Linked DNA regions of Mus musculus: region 1 is linked to region 2. Evidence: chromatin loops called from intact Hi-C (ENCODE). Cell type or tissue: heart. All regions are shown on one strand. Links, peaks and the distances in the headings refer to the core of each region. The heading gives the core; the rest is flanking DNA.

What was found. Peaks named below come from ENCODE experiments on the same cell type or tissue, not always from the same donor. Only the 100,000 strongest peaks of a DNase experiment are listed, where the experiment ranks them.
Region 1: it touches region 2 in a loop (4-fold over the local background); 5 of 42 quality-filtered maps call a loop at or near these places.

What each region holds. Positions count from the first base shown.
Region 1 is chr10:19,236,215-19,243,682 of GRCm38, reverse strand. Gm40607 (a long non-coding RNA gene) reads left to right here and starts at 130. Exons shown (of 3, transcript XR_871478.1): 1 at 130-240; 2 at 845-1,018. In heart, for the core only: a CTCF peak has its summit at 3,508 (motif pointing left); no DNase peak of the experiment used is centred there.
Region 2 is chr10:20,120,025-20,127,492 of GRCm38, reverse strand. Map3k5 (mitogen-activated protein kinase kinase kinase 5) reads right to left here. Exons shown (of 30, transcript NM_008580.4): 24 at 2,356-2,541. Among named protein-coding and RNA genes, the nearest start is that of Map7, 47 kb to the left of the region's middle. In heart, for the core only: no CTCF peak of the experiment used is centred there; a DNase peak (open chromatin) is centred at 3,912.

The DNA of each region.
Region 1 (7,468 bases), core at 1,398-5,397, 880 kb after region 2:
CAAATTTTATACTTTCACTTGTCTTTGCAGGTGGATGCAACCCCACTGTGCCTAAGGAGTACACTTTTATTATCTGTTCATCTGACAATGGACACATAAGCTGCTTCCATGTGCAGGAATCTCTGTGGCAGGGACCTGGTAATTTGAGCTCTTCAAATGCTAATGGAGATCTTGAAATGAAAGAAGTTCTACTGGAGTTGGACGTGTCTCAAGGAAGAGAGAAGAAAGATGTTTCTAAGTGTGGGTTCAAATATTCATTGCAGAGGGTCTAGTGGGGAGTGAGAGTTGGAACACAGAATATATATTTCCAGAGAACAAATCAGATAATACAGAGGTAGTGAAATGTCTGACTTCTCTTCACGCTGAAGTCAGATCTGAACATCTATTGAACTCCAGTGAGAAGGCTGAGTGTGTTAAGTTTAGGTTGTTGCTTTCCATGTTCTTAGAGCTTATACCCACTGTGCCTCTGGAAGACACTAATGTGAAGGAAGAAGAAGTCGGAAGGGGAAGAGGGAAAGGAAAGAGAAGAGAAGAAAGGAAGGAGGGAGGGAGAGAAGAAGGGAAGGAGGAAAGGAGGAGGGAGGGAGGGAGGAAAGATGGATAAGGAATATTCAGGACTGAGGAATGGAGAAATAGCTTCTCCGTGGCTGCAGTTCCCTTTCAGTTAAAAAGTTTCCCATTGCAAATTGAGGCCATTATTTCCAAATTATCTATACGAGGTTTACAGGTCAAATACACAGATTCTGGTGTACAGCAGCTGAGCACGGGCTTTCGTGCCGTCACTGTGGGCTCTGAGGCAAAGAACTTACCATGCTGTGTCCCACTTTCCTTTCCTCCAAAACAGGCAGGACAATATTCCTGTTCTCATGGAGGTTTCCAGGAGGATTAAATGTGTTTCTCTCAGTGATGGGCCTGGAACTGCAGCTGACGCATGCGTATGGTAACCATGGAGCTGCCTACACCAGTGGTCAACAGAACACCTCAGGTGAGCAACCTGGAAAGCTGATCTGAAACACAGGTAAGACTTTGCTTCGTGTTTTAAGAGCAAATTGTGATGAGCATTGTCTCATTAAATCTTAACAAAGGCTGGGCTTCATTCCACCACATGAGCACGAGCCCATTCTTGCCTGAATTTTATAAATGAGACAAAACAAAACAAATAAAACAGATGTGTTACCAAGGACACACACACACACACACACACACACACACACACACACACACACCTGTTCCCTATAATGGCAAGTACCTTGGGAGTATCAGATTCATTCTTTATGTAGTAACAATGACTGTCCTGCCCTAGGCATAGAAATGGAAGAGGAAGCCTTAAATAGAAAGGAATGATGGGGGTGGAGTACACTACACAAATAAATAAAACAAAAGTCATCTGCTATTGATCCATGGAGTTTCGTGAGTATAACATATCACCTATATCTGTTTTTGTTTTTTTTGTTTTTTGTTTTTTTGTTATTGTTGCTAATACAGTAGGAGTTAAGCTTTGGGTAGATTTTTAAGATCAATTGGACTAGCACCACATCAGGGGAAACAAAAAACCAGAAAGGGTAGAACAAAAATGGTAGGACAAATATGGCATTTTCTGTGTTGTATATACCCCTGATGGCTTCCTAGGCAATCCTTCAGCCACAGTGCAGGAGCATCGCCCACACACAGGCAAGGTTTCATTTTCTGTGTTTCTTCAGCTGAATCCTAAACCAGTTAATTCCACTTCTGTACCATGTGAAAAATACCAGGAAACATATTTTTAGGGGGACCAATCTTATCATTTGCCTAATAATTCTGAAACGAATACCCATGAGGGACAGTGTTAGAAGGCAGGCTCAGATGCACACACGCAGGCAGAGATAGACTTTCATGCTGTCACACAGCAGAAGGAAACGGAAGGCTGGTTGCTTTGTAACAGCAGTCAACTGTTGTCTCCTAACAAAGGCTAAAAAACAATGTTAAAATGACTGTTGGAGCAGTCCTGTGACATTGCTATTCAGATCTACAGCCTAGGGTACAATGCAGTGCTTCTTACCCTGTGTATCACAACCCCCCAAAGACCACCGGAAAACACAGATATTTACATTACAATTCATAACAGCAGCAAAATTATGGTTATGAAATAGCAATGAAAATAATGTTATGGCTGGAGGAACCATAATACATGAGGAAGAGTATTAAAGGGTTGTGGCACTAGGAAGGCTGAGAATCACTGAGTTTTGACATTAGGGTTTCCACCTTCAATATCCCTCTACATCGTTGTACAGCTGCATAGCACATATGAAACAAACACATGTACATATAATGGAAACATGTTTTCTGTAGGTGCCCTGCTTTTTCTTGGTTCACAGCACGTGGCGGCTCAAGTCTTTATGGAAATGGTTCCACATCAAATCCACACAGTGAATGTGCAGTGTATTCAAAGCTGTCTAGGCGATGTCTCTTTCTCTTAAGCTTGCTTTTGCCCCTCCCAGCCTCTCCTTCCTGCAGACTGCTTGCTCCATCCTGAAGGACCTGGCATCCAGACGCTAGAAATGATTGTTCTCTACAATGCTAAACACAACCCACATGCCTACCTAGGCTTCCTCTACCTAAAATTCCCACTCATTTGTTGTATTTCTGTTCTACTGATTGCTACCATCAAAATCCCTTGAGTTTCATCTCAAACCTGCCTCAGTCTTCCCAGACACCAAGAGGCAGTGCTTTCTTCTAATGCATGCACCATTGAACTACATACTATTGAACATTTGAGACAGTTTACCACACTGACTCTTTGGCTCCTGTTTTCTCCTCAGACTATGAAGAGTCACCCATCAAATATGCCACAGTAAAGATGGGGACTAAGCCAAGTTGTATTCTGGCGCTACCTAGAAACTACTCTAACTATATTTTCTATAACTTACAAATACATCAAGGGCACGTTTCTTTCTTCCAGTCCTTAAGGCTATAGGGTAGACATGTTTTACCCATGTGTGTGTAGGCATTTTAAGCAAGCATCGAACACACCACCTGCATTTTCACCCTTAGCTTTTATTCTTTATGCTTCTTGTCACCAGCGCATTCCCATGTAGGGTCTGGAGTGTCTGGGGCCCAGGCAGGTCCTGGCATGGCCTTCGGACCCAAAGCCTCTATTAAATAAATAGGTAAACAGAGGCTGTAAAGAACAGGTCCAGTTGAAAGTGGTCTGAATTCTTTACTCTCTCCCTCCAGGAAGCAATTTTGCAGCACTTAATTCAGAGTCCACACCCAGCAAGTGCTTAAACACGTTTTCTTACAGCCATTTCACCTCATTTTATTCCAATAAGGAGGTTTAAAAAGCCATCTCCTTCCCTTCGTCCCTCCACCTCTGCCCTTTCCGTTCCTGTCTTTAATGAGTTTTTAGTGTTTTAGTTAACATTGCAAACCTGATAGTGACACAGAGTCTGAACAGAACAAGCAGAGTGGCTTAGAGGGTGCGGTGCGTGGTTTCTGTTTTGTTAGCTCATACTGCCCTCTTCTGGTCACTGAGCAGATTTAAAACTTGGCTGGGTAGAAAAAACAAAAAACAACCAACACCCCTCCTCTAAACTAAAAAACCAACCTAACTAACTAACTAACTAACTAACTAACTAACTAATTAAAACCATGAAGAAAACTGTGCAAAGAATAAGTGACAGTGTACAGGGAAATAAAATCTTTCCATATGAATAACCATGACATGAAAATATGCAACACCACTGCCTATGTGTGACTAAGTAACATTTTTTGTTGTTGTTGTTATTCTTAAAATCCAAAATACTGCTGTCTTCTCATTTTTGTCTCTTTGTCATTTTTACGTGGGTAAATTCATGCAATCTGTTGAGAAGAACGTCACTGGAATGGCTTAGGGGTTCTCTTCCTTGTTCCAGCTCCCCTGAAAGCTTGTGGGGATAGGGCAGTTTGCTCTGTAACCAGCGGTGTGGTGTCTTGCCTGGGCTCATTAGTTAGGTGAACAGGGTCCAGGAGCCTTCTCAGCTCTCAGCTGTACTTCATCTGCTTGCGGCTGGAGCGATACCTGCTCTGCCTTCCTTATCAAGGATAACAGAAATAGAATGAAGACACAGCCTATGATGTTTATCTACAAATAAACGCACTGTTGTTATTTTTAATTAGTGTGTGTGTGTGCGTGCACGTGTGCATGTCTGAGTGTGTGTATGTGTGTGTGTGCGTGCACGTGTGCGTGTCTGAGTGTGTGTGTGTGTGTGTGTGTGCGTGCACGTGTGCGTGTCTGAGTGTGTGTGTGTGCGTGCACGTGTGCATGTCTGAGTGTGTGTGTGTGTGTCTGAGTGTGTGTGTGTGTGTATGTATGTGTGTGTGTGTGTGTGTGTATGTGTGCGTGCACGTGTGCGTGTCTGTGTGTGTGTGTGTGTGTGTGTGTATGTGTGTGTGTGTGTGTGTGTGTGTGTGTGTGTGTGTGTGTGTGTGTGTAGGTCAGAGAACACCTTGCAAGCATCAGTTCCCTCCTGATATTTGACATTAGGGATATTGAAGGTGGAAACCCTAATGTCAAAACTCATTGATTCTCAGCCTTGCTACTGCCACAACCCTTTAATACTGTTCCTCACGTATTATGGTTCCCCCAGCCATAACCCCCATGTGGGTTCTGTAAATCTAACTTGGGTCATCAGGCTTAGTGGACACCTTTACCCACTGAGCAATTAGTTTGCCCAAGAAGACATTTGCAATACGGATTTTAGGTGTTATAGTTCCCAGTGAAGTTCAGCTTCATTAAAAACCAAACCAAACCAAACCAAAAAAAGAAAAAATCCTTGCTATTTTAAGATAATGAAAGTATGTTGATAGCTATAGATCTAAAACGACAAAATTTCAGCCTTTCCTTTCCTGGAACTCTTTAGGAGAACAAAGACAAATGACTTTCCTGAACGATTTCCAACACAATCTTAGGGAAAGACAGGGTGTTTCCTTAATACTCAGAGAACACTGAAAGCCCAAGAATACTGTTGTAAACACAGACTTAGTGTTGTATTTAATGATAGCTTGTAGTCATCTGATAGATTTTGTATCTTTAAAAGAAAAACAAAACCTCACTGCTGACTGACTGTACACTATGGCTGTGCAGAATGGAGTAACGCACCTTAGCACTGCATGCCCACAGAAGAATCCTGTGCATCATTCGATCTAGCAAGGACAGAAACTGAGGCTTAGGAAAGTTGAAAAGCTTGCCCACGGTTATATGATTATTAAATGGTAGGATCTAAGCTAAAGCTGGCTTGGCCCAACGTCTTTGTGCCAGCAAAGGTACTTGCCACCAAGCCCGAGGACCTGAATTCAGACCCTGGGACCCACATGGTGGAAAGAGAGAACTTAATTCCAGCAAGTCATCCTCTGGCCTCCACACATGCTTCCTGGCAAGTGAACACACACACACACACACACACACACACACACACACACACACTCATACACACACAAATAATTAAATAATAAAAATGTCAAAAGGAAAGGTGAAACCTTGGAGTCAAACAACTGCTTGATTTTGATTGATCTCTATTTGTCTATGCTAAATCTGTCGCGCCTACACTTTACATTGTGTCTGTTAGCTTATGGGAAATGAAATGCTCTTACCAAATAAACCGGGGAAATGTATATTCTGTTTATAAATTTGAAAGCGATATGGCGTTTTCACTTTTGTCTTTTAAGTGATGTAAACTTATCTAAGAATGTTTTTCAAAATGAGGAATAAAGAATTGAAGAGCAATGAGCTCACACAATCATGTGATGTTTGAAGAAGCTCAGGTCTTGGGCTGCTTTCTCTAAAGGATGCATACGCTATCCTTGATCTAAAGCTGACGTGATATATAAACATAACGTTGAACTAGTAAAGAACATATGTTTAAGAAACTTCACGTGTGCTATGTCTTCATGTGACATAAACAGTGACTTCAGATACCTTGGTTAGGGCCATTGCCTAGCCACAGCAGGACCTTGATACCTCTATATTGCAACAGTGTTGACCAGACTAAGGAGCTGGGGCCCTGGCCAGTTCAAAAATCTATCCATAGTCTCCCATTCTTCATCCACCACCTTCTCAGAAGGGCGTTCTGGATACCAGTCTGAGGCTGAGGCTGACATTACCTCTGAGGTTCAGGATCCTGACAGGGTATCAGACTCTGCAGTTTCTTCTTGTAAACCATCCTCAAAGTCTTCTACTTCACAAATTCAATATTCTTCTCACCCTCAACGTTCAAAAGAGCCAATAACCCCATCTACTGTAAATCTGAGTTGCAATCGGATCTTTAGAAGGTAAACACATCATTCTAGAACGCACTATTCATCGCTTACAATGCCTTGTAGCAGCCTCCCAGGAGGTCTCGTTTTCTCACTCCATCCCAATACACTGGGCATTGATAGGAATACAGAGATGAAAGGAAGTAGGAAGAAGTGGAGGGGAGGGGAGGGAGAGAATGGCAGACTGAACTGAAACCATTCACGAAGACAATCTAGTCAAAGGCAAGCTCAAGAGAAGTATATCTCTGTGGAAATCATCAGTGTTCAGAGCTGAGTAAGACTTGGCGGAAATGCTAAATACAACATGTACTTATGCTACTGAACATGGAGAGATCAAGATGGTGTTTAACTGGAAGCTGCACCACTACAGACCAGGGCTCGTGGTGCTGGAAGGTACTTGAGGAGAAAAGCGAATTTTCAGTCTCACCTAGCTTTAGACCCTGTGAGCTACAGTAAAAATCTGTCTGCAGGGCTGGAGAGCTGGCTCAGTGGTTAGGAGCACTGACTGCTCTTCCAGTGGTACTAAGTTCAATTCCCAGCAACCACATGGTGGCTCACGACCATGTATTGTGAGATCTGATGCCTGTTCTGGCACATAGGCATACATGCAGATAGAACACTCATATACATAAAGTAAATAAATCTTTTAAAAAATCTGTCTGCATAAGTGAACAAACATTTGATTAGATTTAAGGCCCACTACATGAGACAGAACCCATACTTGACACTGTCAATGAGACCATGAACTTGAGACTTTGTAGGTCATGGACCCTAGAGAAAACCTACTACTGTTACTCCATTAATACAGCATTAATCATGTACATTAATACAGCTATAAAATGACTCCTAGGAACATATTGCTATACTCATAGAACAGTGTATTGCTCAACCATTATCAGAGAAACTTCTTCTTGCTGTAGATATTAATTAAAACAGAAACCCACAGCTAGACAACATACAGACGGTCAGAGACTTTGTAGGACTCACCCCTACATGAGATGTCTTTATTAAAAAGGCCCACTGATGGATGTGGAAGAGGAGGTGGGAAGGTTGTAAGGACAGAGGTGGTATAAGACTCCATGGACTCTGTGAACACAACAAAGCTGATGTCCATGTGAACTCACAGAGGCCATGGCAACTCACATGAGACCTATACAAACTCAACGCAGGCAAAATTCTACCAAGAAGATGCTAAGTG
Region 2 (7,468 bases), core at 2,148-6,147:
CAGAAAGTGTAAAAGCAGGGAGAGTTCAAGAGGTTTTCAATAGACAATTCTCACCCTGCCAGGTCCTGACCGCCATGTAACACAGACAAAGCCTGAGCACATCCACGATTTGGAAAAATCAAGGGAAGAGAGTATAAATTAGCATCCACGCACAACGTGCATGTTGGCAAATCTGATCTTTTTCTTCTTTTCCTGCAACTGTTGCTGATGCTGATATAGGGGAATAATCTGCTAGAATATTCCAGAAAGCCCAGTCACATAAAAAAATGATTGTTGTAAAGATAACTTTTTACTATGACTGGTAAATGTCCCACCCATTTAAACAGTTATACACCCTACCATTCTGTTCTTTCAAAAACCTACTGTGAAGCACACAGAATATAAGACTTCCAATGTTAATCACTTGCATTTGCTCAGATGAGTCTTAATAATATAAAATTAGTGATTTCAACCACCCGAGGCACTATGTACCCCCATGTTACTGTGTGAAGGTCCTCGCCGTCCATCCTTAGGCCTCTTTCTCATATAGAATTGGAACTCGGGACTCAGTCCGATCTCAGCTCTCACCCAACAGTGCTGCACACCTGACCTGCGTCCATCCCTGTGGTCTGTGCTCCGGGAACCTCCCCAAAGTCAGAGGATGAATTCTCTGGTCGTTTTTAAAGACCATCCCGTTTGACTTAGCATGACATTCCTAGGACTCATCTACATTTATAACCTGTGCCAGAATTTCCTTTTTAAAGGTTGGACAGAATTCCCTTAACATCTGGATTGGGTCACTCTTCCCGGTTCACAATGTCACCTATGTAAGCAGGGCTGCGGTTAGAGAACCAGGTGGAAGCTGGAAAATGGTGGCTGAGCTCCAAACTCGTGCCAAGAGTCAGAATGACAGCAGCTCAGTCTTTCCATTGGTCCAGCCTCATCCAAACGACCCGGTTTAGGAGAGAGCCGGCCTGAGGCCTTTCGCATAGCAGTTGCTCCCAAGGAAATGAACTACTTCTTGGACCTCACTTGCTCCAGGGGATTCTTTCAGAGTGAGCTTGCAGTACCTCCATTTCTTAAATGGATCTGCCTGCTTATGTGTCTAACCAGGCTATCACTTAGAACATGGGAGTATTTCAAGTGTGAATCCTTCATAGCCATGGCCCCCCTGCACATCCCCTCATCACACAGCGTATTGCTCACTGCCGCATTACACAGCGTATTACCCAACAAGAGCACTTGACAGGCCAGGAGTGAAACTGGGTTGAGCGAGTTGCATGACTATGTCTGACCTGGGCCCAAGGCTCAGGATTACAGCTAACTAGCTCTCACTCTGAATTCTCCCCAACCTCCTGCCCAGAAGCCAATGTGTGGGCAGGCACAAATCAGCTACATCGTTGCACTGGATGGTAGATGGCTGGGTTGCCATAGTTGCAGTGTAAGCATGCCTTAGCATTTAATATTAGTGACAGGCCCTGCTTGGATTCTCTAGGACCTCGGTCCAGTCAGGAGAATCTTGTTCCTGTTCTTCACACAGCAGAAACACCAAGTCGTTTCCACTCAGAACACCAGTGACTGTGGAAGGATGAAGATTCAGTTTGGAATGGAGGATTGTTTCTTGTTTCAAATACAAATGTCAAGAAACTACCTAACACAGGAGTAATACATTACAAGTTAATATTAAACATTTAAATAAAACCACACAGTGCAATTTTATATTTGCATACAGGCACCACCAGATATTTTTTCCTGCCTCCCATACCTTGTGTGTCTGACAGTGGCTTACAAAGGTCTATTTTGAATCAGACTTGCAGAATAACTTCTGGTTTGTCTTGCATAAGACTGTCAGTGATCTCTCATTAGATCACGAGTAGTTTCCACTCACCAACTGCCTGTTTTCCAAACTATATTTATGGTGGGAAAATAGTGGATATTTACGAAATGAACTTGTTAAGAATGTCCTATATGGAAACCAGAGAAAAGCCTTGGGGGCTGAGGGGAGAGAGAGCATTTCAACACTGAGCATTCCCAGGTGTAACAGTGCATTTCTCTCAGTGGCCACTAGATGGCACTTCTTGTTCAGCATTACAAAACACGACTAATGTGCACTATGCTTTAGAGGCCCACACATGATCCTAAGGAGAAACCCAGTCTTGGGAATGAATGTCTGTAAGCCTTGCTGTTTCCCATGGTGGTTCAGCTGTGTGAGTCTCTTATCTTTGAGGGAACTCAATAAATACCTCACATCTGTCATCCGAAGAGAATGCAGTTTACCGAGTAAATGAGAGGGAACAGAATTTGAACTGTATCCCATTTCTATAACCAACCGACCCTGAGCAGAGTTTGTGGGGAAATGGCGGCCCGTGCACTTACCGCATCCTGGAAGCCAAAGAGGACCACCTGCACCTGGCTGATGCCGTGGCTGTCGAAGTCCAGCTCCAGCTTGAGCTTGGACAGTGTAGTGGCTATGATTTTTCGGTCAGTGGACCTCACAAACTCTCTGAGGCTCGAGATGAGGGTTGTGATGTGTTCCCACTTTAGTTTAGGCTCTTCAGCACCCTGAAAATAAAACCCGACAGGGCCTCAGTCACTCTGTACTCCACGCGAGCTCCCCCTTCTCAGTCTTTTCTCAGAAGACCTTTGCTCCGAGAGGCCTTCCCCAACATGCTTTGAACCCTGTGGCTCCCCTTAGTAGCCATCACTGCTGCCAGAAGTAACCAGTCTTTGGAGAAACAGCCGTACGCCCACGCTGGTCGGTAGCCAGGGCACATTTGGGCTGTGCCCAGATGGGGATAGGTTGAGGCGGTGAGAATCCTGCTGTTGGGAATTTTAATTGGACACTAAGGTGAGAGAGGGGCACGGAGCCATGGAATCTTAATCTCCGAGTCTGCCTGCAGAAAGGTCACAACCCAGGGTCGGGGTGCACCCAAGGACACGGGAGTAGATGCAGGGGAGTCGAGAATGACAATGGAAAGAGAAGAAGATAGAGCAGAGACGAGCAGCACAAGACGAACAGCAGCAGCCAAGCAAGAGCAAAGATGGAAGGAACCGTGGAGCTTTCTGTCTTCCGGACTCACACACCATGGTTCTCTAGGCCAGGCTCAGCTGGGTACCAGCCGGCTACCTCTCTCCTGGCTGTGTGTATCTATCAAAAGGTGTGCCTGGCCCTTCCATGGCCTTTAAAGTCAACTCCCTGTCGTAAAAGGGGCCAGGTTAGACACCACCATTGGAACCCCACCTTAACAACAACTGGGTAATCAGTTATAAAAAACAAACCAAGGAAACGTTCACATATTTAAATAGACCTCTCTTTCAAAGTGATTTTTATTTTATTTTATTTTATTTTATTTTATTTTATTTTAATGTGAGCAAGGCACACTGAGCCTGTAAAGAAAACCTAATCCTCATTAAACTTCAAGAATTTTTATTAAGCTAATTTCTAGTTCATACTGCATTTTCTAACTGTATTATTAAAATTAAGTTTCTCCACCAGGCCAATAAAATTCCCATCATTAGAATTCCATGAAAAATTTCAAAACACACCCTCACCTTCTCCACATATATTCTTGATTTGGGAGCTTGGTCCCCTGTTTAAGTTCTCATGAGAAAAGTCTAAATTGAAAGGCCTAAAGGCTGTCATTAAAGAAACATTTGAAAATTACACTGAGAACAATTACACTCTTTGTGTTTTTCTCATCACAAACTGAATGACAGCCAGAGGGAGGATTCACAGGCAACTTCCTAACACCGGGAAATATCAGGAGAGCGAACTGCTAGGAGAGCAAGCATTTATTTTTGACATCAGCTTTGTCTTTAAAGCAGCAGCAGCAGCAGCATGTTGCCTGGATGCGCGTGTGGCTGTCCTACACAGCACAGTCTCTACCCTGGGAAATGCTTCCCGTCCAGGCTACCACATCCGCTTAGTCATCATCATTTCTGCCCTAACTCCCGCCCCTCTGTGTCAGCTCATTCGAGGGCTTTCCTTTCTGAGACAGCATGTTCTGCAGGGTAAACCTGCCTCAGAACAATGGCAGCATTCGACAGTGAGCCTTTCCCACAAATTCAGCATTCACAGCTTTCCTGCAAAAGCCCTCTCTAGCCTTGTGTGCACAGGGGTGTGTGTGTGTGTGTTATATGCAGCTATGCACACATGTGAAGGCCACAAGCAGATATTGGGCTATCTTCCTCTCTTACTCGCTGCCTTATTACATCAATGCAAGGTCTCTCAATGATCTCCAAGGATCTTCCATCTCCCCTTGGGCTGGAGTTCTAGGCCTGCCCCGCCACACTCAGCTTTTTATGAGTGCTAGAGATTTGGATTTGAACTCTGCTCCTCGTTTTCACAGAAAGTGCTCTTGTCCACCGAACCCTCTCCCTAGTCTTTATTCCTTAAACTGTCAGCGATTTGTGAAAGGTGAGATACAGTTTAAAGAAGTTAAACTGTAATCAATAAAAACTGGGGCCAGGGAGACGGCTCAGTGGGTAAGAACACTCTCTTGAAAGCATGAGGACCTATCACTCGCGGAAAGAGGGGTCTTGTCTTCACTTGCCTGTAACCCCAGCATCATGAGGCAGAGACTGGTGGATCCCGAGAGTGCACTGGCCAGTCAGCCTAGCTGAGAGAGCAAGCTTCCGGGTCAGTGAGAGACACGGTCTTAAGGTTAGTAAGTCAGAGAGTAACAGAGGAAGACAAAGGCCAGCCTCTGACCTCCACGTGTGCATGCACCTGCACACTTGTGTGCATGCAACATACATCCCATAATATACTTCAGAACACACAACACACACATACGAGATACACACACCCAAAAATTAAAGCTTTTCATGGGTTAATAGACTAAGGACCTAACCGATAATCAATTCCCTTTGGGTTTGTTCTGTAGTGTAGAATGAAATGTAAATATTTCTCTAGAAAGGTTTTAAAACATTAAGAAAATAATGTCTACATAGAAAGGATTGTGATCAAGGTGCAGGATGTGAAACTCTCAGAGAATCAATAAAAACGTTATGTGTGGGGCGGGGGAGAAATTATTTCTCTCTGGTTGTGGAATAAAAAAAGAAACTAGGTAACTATTATTAGGTTGGTTGGCGGTAACAAGTTCGCATTTGTACAGTGTTTTTTATTTTGACCTAAATTTCCCATGACTCAGTGACTCCTGTCAGCAATGGCACATGAGTCTTTGTGAAGCAGCTCAGGCTCTGAGGAGGTCAGTATCTTACTCAGATGGCACAGCCTTGAAGTGATGGAGCCAGGACTCTGACTAAGGCAAGCCCAAACTTAATCCAAGCTCCTAACTATGTATCCCCCTTGCCCCAAGCTGGAACATCAGCCGTAAACTGGAGGAAGACCTGTTCTGCCACCAAGTCGCCATGTGGTGCGACAGATGGACGTCCCTGTAAGGAATTCACAGTGTCCTGAACAGAGCAGCCCACAGCTGGCATCTGAGCATTTGGGTGTGATTCTGGCTGGCAGTTTCTGGTACTCCAGGAGCTTTTTGGTGTCCAAGGCCTTCTTTCTAAGGCTGCCCTGGATTTGGGTCCTCCATCTTTTCTCTCATAGGAAACATTCCAGTGAGCTTTATTTAAAAATGTAGATAATCCACTGAAAATAATCTAGAAAAAAATCCTCCAATTTTAGGGATTTCATAATAAACTATAGCCCAGTGGTAGAACGCGTGCTTGAGATATTCCAGGCCCGGGTTTAATCCCACAAGTGTATTCGGTAACCAGAATTTCAGCAGTCACAGAAATGACTTTCTTGGAAAATGGAGCTACAGTGAGGACCCAGTGAGTGGAGCCACAGTCCATCAGGAGTCAAAGAAACAAAACAAAACAAAACAAAACAAAACAAACCAGACCACATCTTCTGCACTGGAAAGCTGTACCGTTTTGGAACGTGGCGAATTTAGACAATTCCTGACCTACAAGTAAATATCATAAACTCACGGCCACCATCGAAGCCTTCATCCCGGCATGGGTAACAGTGGCCTTCCACCCCTGCCTTTCCATTCGCAGTCTGAGGTTAAGACTATCCACCCTGGAGCCAGACTGCATCAATCCCAACTCCATCTTTCATGGGTGCATGGCTTTGGAAGCTACACAAGCCCTCTACGTATTGCTTTCTTCATCTGGAAAAGATGGCTGCTAATAGTAGTACCCTTTAGTCCTGCCATCCTGAGGACTGAATGAGTACACACACAGATAATGGCCTGAGGGACTATGTGCGGTGGTTACAATGTATCTAATAGCTAACAGTTCTCCCCCTCCTCCTCTTCTTCCTCTTCTCCTCTTCCTCCTCCTTTTCTCCTCCTCCTCTTCCTTCTTCTCCTCTTTCTTATCCTTCTTCTGCTCCTCCTGGTCCTCCTCCTCCTCCTCTTCTGCTACAATGTCAACTTTGGTGAGATACAGAGTTATAGTTTATTCACTGATGTAACCCCTGCATGTGGAACAGACCTGGTGTGATGGTTTATATATGCTCAGCCCAGGGAGTGGCACTACTAAAAGGTATGGCCCTGTTAGAATAGGTGCGGCCTTGTTGGAGTAGGTGTGTCACTGTGGGTATGGGCTATAAAACCCTCACCCTAGCTGCCTGGAAGCAGTCTCCTCATAGCAGCCTTCAGATGAAGACACAGAACTCTCAGCTTCTCTGTACCATGCCTGACTGAACTCTGTCATGCTCCCTCCTTGATGATAATGGACTGAGTCTCTGAACCTGTAAGCCAGCCCCAACTAGATGTTGTCCTTTGTAAGACTTGCACTGGTCATGGTGTCTGTTCGCAGCAGTAAAACCCTAACTCGGACACCTGGCATTCAGCAGATGGACAGTGTTTGCTGAATGACTGCATGAACTGCAAGTCATGCATCCGTTCCCTCCATCCAACCTTGGTTCCCCGTATCTCAATCTGTCCTATTCTCTGTTCCTGAACGATCCGCACGGGCACACCTAGCCTCTCTGGCAACTACCCCTTACCTCAAGGCCTGCCTGCCTTCTCAGGCCACAACACCTGTTTCCTGGGCCTCACGGTCACCGTGGTCCCTATCTGAGACAGCTTTCTATTAGGACCACAGTCGGCCTCCTTCAGAAAGTACTGACGGCATTCTCTTAAGCTCTCCCTGCAGCCAGAGCCTTTACTGGCACACACATTACTCTTCTTTTAGATCCAAAAGGTGGGTACTAGGGAATTCTTATGGTGACAGAATGTTCAGGCTCAGGGAACAGCACAGAAACCTAGTGTGGCTGACAAGATGCCGCTGGAGCTGAACAGTAAGTGCCAAGAAAGAGAACTTGGCTCCCCATCTGTCCTGATGGAAGACAAGGTCAGGCCAAGAGAGAAACAGAGCTGTGTGCAGTCCGCACTGCCACAGCCACCAGCAGTTCACAGTGACTGTGGGGCACTGATGCCCGCAGTATTCACAGGACTAATAGAGGATGACAGATGCCATGCTGGGGACTTGCTATGTCGATGGGAGCGAAGCACACATTTGT